Linked DNA regions of Homo sapiens: region 2 is linked to region 1. Evidence: chromatin loops called from intact Hi-C (ENCODE). Cell type or tissue: PC-9. All regions are shown on one strand. Links, peaks and the distances in the headings refer to the core of each region. The heading gives the core; the rest is flanking DNA.

What was found. A loop is a pair of places that touch in the nucleus more often than their neighbours do. Peaks named below come from ENCODE experiments on the same cell type or tissue, not always from the same donor. Only the 100,000 strongest peaks of a DNase experiment are listed, where the experiment ranks them.
Region 2: a loop joins it to region 1, with 14 times the contacts of the local background. A loop is called at or near these places in 33 of 110 quality-filtered maps.

What each region holds. Positions count from the first base shown.
Region 1 is chr3:196,071,649-196,074,770 of GRCh38, forward strand. It overlaps TFRC (transferrin receptor), which reads right to left. Exons shown (of 19, transcript NM_001128148.3): 4 at 2,282-2,477; 5 at 355-504. It also overlaps the pseudogene RNU7-18P. Among named protein-coding and RNA genes, the nearest start is that of TFRC, 8.9 kb to the right of the region's middle. RefSeq lists a silencer at 1,645-1,694. In PC-9, for the core only: CTCF peaks have their summits at 1,737 (motif pointing right) and 1,937; a DNase peak (open chromatin) is centred at 1,811; H3K27ac peaks cover 991 bases.
Region 2 is chr3:196,517,593-196,520,714 of GRCh38, forward strand. It overlaps a transcript of SMCO1 not described here. Among named protein-coding and RNA genes, the nearest start is that of SMCO1, 3.8 kb to the left of the region's middle. In PC-9, for the core only: CTCF peaks have their summits at 1,748 (motif pointing left) and 1,950; DNase peaks (open chromatin) are centred at 479 and 1,739.

The DNA of each region.
Region 1 (3,122 bases), core at 562-3,061:
TGCGGTGGCTCACGCCTGTAATCCCAGCACTTTGGGAGGCCCAGGCGGGCTGATCACCTGAGGTCAAAAGTTCGAGACCATCCCACCTCTACTAAAAATACAAAAATTAGCTGGGCGTGGTGGCGTGCGCCTGTAATCCCAGCTGCTCTGGAGGCTAAGGCAGGAGAATCACTTGAACCCAGAAGGCAAAGGCTGCAGTGAGCAGAGATTGTGCCACTGCACTCCAGCCTGGGCAACAGAGCGAGACTCCATTTCAAAAAAAAGCCAACAACACTAACAAAAAGTCTTTGCTATATTTAGCACACCTGAAAATAGCTACTTGTATAAAAATAAGTTTACCATCTTTCAACATACCTGTCTTTGACCTGAATCTTAACAAAATGTTGATCACGCCAGACTTTGCTGAGTTTAAATTCACGAAATTGATTTTCAACATACAACGCAAGATTTTCATCTTTTTGAGATCCAGCCTCACGAGGGACATATGAATTTTCATTCAGCAGCCTGGAGGAGAAAATGCCTTTTAAATGAACTTAAGTTTACTTTAAAATAAACATTTAAGTCAAGGATTAAACAAATTGTTTTGAAAGCAAAATATTATCCCTCATAGTTCAGATAAATGAACTGTGACCCAAAACTTCTAGACTGACCAGAATATCACAAAAGAAAAAAAATTTTGCCCCAAATCTTGTAACTTCAAAGCTTCTTTACCCACTACAAAGCACTCCTTCAAGAGCCTCATCATAACACAATGTATCTGCTTAGGATAGTTTTAGGGGAAATGAGTAGCTTCCAGATCTACTATAAAATCTAAGATAGTAATACTGTGCTGAACAGAGTGCATAGTTTCAATTCTCACCTACTTGTGAAGCATCTGAATACCCTGAAGCAGAACTGCTCCTTGGTCCGATCTCCCATACTTCTTTCTATTTACTCAGCATATTAGTTCTTACATTTTTGTGGGGTGGACTATACTCTCACTTTAACCATAAGGTCTGGTGTACAGTAAATAAACACAAAAGCATCAACTAGATGAAGTAGAAAATGCCATAACTTAAGACTAAAGAATTATAGTACCACTGTAAGTGTAGGAAGCTTGCAAAAAGGAAAAGATAAATTTATTCTTTGCACAGAGGCATGTATGTGCAAAGATAGTAAAACTCTATGGACAAGTGTTACAGCTCTTTTAGAATTTGTCTAGCATGCTTTCTAGTTTTTGCCAGAAAGCCCATTACAAATAAAATAAATAAATAAATATAAAATAGAAATTTGGCCAGGTGCAGTGCCTCATCCTGTAATTCCAGCACTTTGGGAGCCAAGACAGGAGGATCATCTGAGGTCAGGAGTTAGACACCAGCCTGGCCAACATGGTGAAATCCCGTTTCTGCAAAAAAAAAAAAAAAAAAAAAAAACCCACAAAAATTAGCAGAGCATGGTGGTACAAGCCTGTGATCTCAGCTACTCAGGAGACTGAGGTAGGAGAATTGCTTAAACCTGGGAGACAGAGGTTGCACTGAGCTGAAATCGTGCCACTGCACTCCAGCCTGGGCAACACGTAAGACTCCATCTCAAAATAAATAAGTAAATAAATAAAAATCTAAGAACAGACCGGCCTGGGAGACATGGTGAGACTCCATCTCTTAAAAAAAAAAAAAAAAAAATTAGCTGGGTGTGGTGCTGCGTGCTTATAGTCCCAGCTACTCAGGAGGCTATGGTAGGGGGATGAAGCTGCGGTGAGATGAGAGCACGCCACCGTATTCCAGCCTCCACCAGAGGGAGACATTGTCTCTGGATACTGACTGGCCTAGGGGTTAATGGGTGAGTATCACAGAAATTAAGAAGCACTAGAGACTTAAGGCAGGCAGTTACCCATGATCAAGGAGATGAAAAAGGCTACTTCTGGCATGTGTTGCTTCCTAAAACAGAGAAAAGCTACTGATGTCCTTGTCAGCAAAGCAGAGCTTAGTACAACGTTACAAGAGGTTAAGAAGAAAAATCAGAGCCAGAGAATGACAGCAAGCAATAAGCTACAAAGATGGGGAAAACATCAAGGGCCTATTAATTTTTTAAGAAAAAGGAGACTCCCCAGAGAAGTTCTACCTTTTCCCCTACCAGTATAGTTTCAGTTTTTTACAGGCCCCTTCCCCTCTTTAGCTAAACATGACAAGTCTTGTCTTCTCTAACAAGCCATTCCCCACAGTGTCACCATTATTGTTTCCCCGTGGCCTATCATAATTCTTGAATTACTTGTCTAGATACTTGCACAGCAGCTGGCACTCACTTGATGGTGCCGGTGAAGTCTGTGCTGTCCAGTTTCTCCGACAACTTTCTCTTCAGGTCATCCCAATATAAGCGACGTGCTGCAGGGAAGTCCTCTCCTGGCTCCTCCCTCACTGGAGACTCGGTTCCTGCCAGTCTCTCACACTCAGTTTTTGGTTCTACCCCTTTACAATAGCCCAAGTAGCCAATCATAAATCCTAAAGAGACAAAGTTCCAGAGCTGAACTCAGAATTTCATTTGTAATCTATCCCTGTTAATCTGTTAATATTTTCAGGTAAGCCTTGAAAATACTGGTTTTCATCAAATTCTAAGTAGTTTTAAAGTATATAATGCATCTCAGTTTTGTATACTTTAAACCACTTAATAAATTATATACTAGCTTTATTTCAAATAGCTACCTATTCAAAACATAGGTAGTTTTTTCCAAAAGACCCCCTTGAAACATGAGACTGAGCTGCTGCACCGCCAGTGTCCTGCGGATATTTTCTAGCGTAGCATTTGCTTCCTGGTGGAGTGGGAGCAAACAAAAAAATACATAAATAAAAAGAAAACACTTGCACGTCGTATTGAAATAATTCATGGGTCTCTCTTTCCAACCAGATTAAATTCAATGACAGGTATAGAATCTACTCATGATTGTCTTCCTAGTGGCACTTAAAAAGGCATAAAGTGGACGGGAAAGTGGCTCATGCCTGTAATCCCAGCACTCTGGGAGGCTGAGGCGGGCAGATCACGAGGTCAGGAGTTAGAGACCAGCCTGACCAACATGGTGAAACCCCGTCTCTACTAAAAATACAAAAATTAGCCAGGTGTGGTGGTGCACGCCTGTAGTCCCAGCTCCT
Region 2 (3,122 bases), core at 340-2,839, 450 kb after region 1:
TTTCCCTATACATATCTAACAGCACCCCCCTGTGCCTTCCCCTATGCATCACTAAAACTGCCTGTTCATCTGAATTCTATTTATTTTATTTTCTTGAGATGGACTCTCACTCTGTTGCCCAGGCTGGAGTGCAGTGGCATGATCTGGGCTCACTGCAACCTCTGCCTCCCAGGTTCAAGCAGGTCTCCTGCCTCAGCTCCCCTAGTAGCTGGGATTCCAGGTGTGTGCCACCACTATTACAGGAGTTATTAAAAAATTATTTTAGTCAGCTAGAAAGGGTAAAAGAGTCCTCAGTAATGCTTTTTATTTTAATAAAAAAGCAGCCCCCGCAAACATTTCTTTTCTAACAGAAAGTGGCTGGAAAAACCAGACCTGCAAGCATTGATTTGCAAGTCACAGGCTTACATATGTAAATGCTGGTGGCTAAGAGCCAGGTTCACCCAATATGGCAGTTCCTGCTGCTTTTTCTTTGTTGCCACATGTGCAGATATCATGGCAGCCAGCCAGGTAGAAGTAACATGTACAGGCATCATGGCAACCAGCCAGGTAGCTGCATTTGCATAATAAAAGGCTAGGGTGGGAGGGCCAGTTTTTTTGTGGGCTACGTGAATGCCACACCTGGTCAAACCAATCCCTTGGGCTCTATGCAAATCAGATGCCACCTCCTCAAGCCTCCTGACATAACCAACTGCTTTCTGCTAAAGGGGGTTATTCCATTTGGAGCCCTCCTCCCATTGTACAGGGGAGCTGTTCTCTTCCTTCTTGCCTACTAAACTTTCCACTCCTTAATCCACTCTACGTGTGTCTATGTTGCTAATTTTCTCGGCATGTGACAAAGGACCCTGGATGTTTCCCCAGACAATGGAGCCATATCACGATGCTCAGCTAGTTTTTGTATTTTTAGTAGAGACGGGGTTTCGCCATGTTGGCCAGGCTGGTCTCTAACTCCTGACCTCAAGTGATCCACCTGCCTCAGCCTCCCAAAGTGCTGGAGACAAAGGACCCTGGCACAAGACAAAGGACCCTGGGTGTTTCCCTAGACAACGTAGCCATGTCATTTTTGGGGGCTCATCCGGAATCCCAAGGTACAACATTCAATGGAGCAGTGAGTAGAGGAGCGGACTCAAAATCTGTCCTTTCATTCCAAGGCTCTTGGTCTCCATTTTAAAATCTAATCAAATCAATAACAAGCATCCATCAGCCAGTTAAAGACACGGTTAGTGTGGCTGCCATTCTTAGAGACTTGGATGTCAGGCTTACTGGGGAGAACATGGAGACCCCCCCAATACCCATGGGTCACTGGGCACGTTGGCCATGCTTCAAATCAGCTTCCTTTCAACAAGGAAACCTAACCATCCCGTGAGGCCAGGAAAAGTTCTTAAGCAATTGAGAATTTCTGGCCAGTGCACACCCTTGTGTTATTCAAATGCTTCTGGACTGGACTCAGCCTCCAATAGCCTGCCCAGGTGTTGGTAAAGGGTCCCCAGCTAGCCTGTTGCAAAATTTCCCTTCTTTTTCTATCTGCGATCACTATGTCTCTTATTTTCTCTGTGTGTCAAATGTGAGGGAATTTTTGCAGCCCAGGGAAGTAATCCTGTTGGGGAAGATCAGGAAATGCTGTAGTAACCATGGATGTAGTTCAGGATCTTGTGATCTTTTAGGAACAGAGGGCCTCCCCTTTCCCACACAGTGAGGTCACTCGCTACTAGTCCTCGTGCGAGCACGTGGTATATTTAAGCCAACAGCGCCACCTCGTGGAAATAGAAATCCCCTCTGTAAGACACGTTGGTCCACTGTAGCTTCCCAATTTTTCCATTTTGCAGCTTTCTTTATGCTGCTTCTGTGAATAGGAAAATTCTGCCCCAACAATTAGGAGTAAAATGTCCTCTGCAGCCAAATTTTAGTCCTGATACTGTCCCATCGGCAGGAAAATCGCCATTAGGTCCTTAAGTCCCTTTAAGGCACCTATTCTGTCTCCAATTAAAACAGTACTTAATTAGTAAGGGGATTTTAAGTCTGGAAGTTAACCTGAACCATTTTCTAAGGGTAAATGCCCTAGTGCGGGCCATAATAGTAGCCAATCCAGCACATTCCCTCCGTTAAAGAAGCCTTGCCTTTTACATAGTTTTTCCCAAGATCCATTTTCCAGGGAGGCACACAGATCACACAAGTCTAGGAAATAAAAGGGGAACCACATGCAGAGAACTAGGATAGCATGGGTAGGCATGACTAATCCCATCTTCTAGTTTCTCTGGTTCCATGGCTTGGAGAGTCACACCTACAACCACGGGCGGCACATTTAACAAGGTGCCAGGACCCAGGAACCAAGGAGGGAAAACAGTCGGGGGGGACGCTCCCACTGTCTTCTTCTCCACCCTGGGTCACACACCAAAAGGAAGGAGACTAAATGGATGGCTTTTTCTCACTTCTCTTTCTAGATGGGAAACAGACCATCTACGACCTGCACTCCTCTCAAGTGCATTCTAAAACGCTGGGACTTCTTCAACCTTGAGACTTTGAAGAAAAAGCACCTCATGTTATATTGCACAAGGGCATGGCCTTCTTACCATCCTGGGGACAGACAAACCCGCTGGAGGGAGCCTTGCTTTTAATATTATCCAAAAATTCGATCTTTTCTGCAGACAGAAGGGCAAATGGTCTGAGGTCCCCTATGTACAGGCTTTCTCTGCCCTGTGAGACAACCCAGATCTTTACAAGTTTTGTACAATGGACTCAGTTCTTTTAGCAGCCATGGCAGGCAAGCCCATAGGTAATAATTCCCCAGAGCTAAAGCAGATTCCAGAGGAGCAATCTGAGACAGCTATTGAATGTCCCAACCCTTCTAGTCCCCCTCATCCAGAACCCCCTCCAATCATGCCATCAGCTCCTCCAGCTCCACCATCTTCAATATCACCCACTTTGCCCACTTCGCTCTTACCTCTGCAGGAAATGCCTGATGGAAATGGTGCTATGAAGCTTCATGTTCCCTTCTCATTACAGGATCTTAAGCAAATAAAGGGAGACAAGCCGATTTTCTGACGACCCCGATAGATATATAGAAACTTTCCAAAATTTAACTCAGGTGTTTGATCTCACGTGTTGCTCCTAAGTCAGACTCTCAC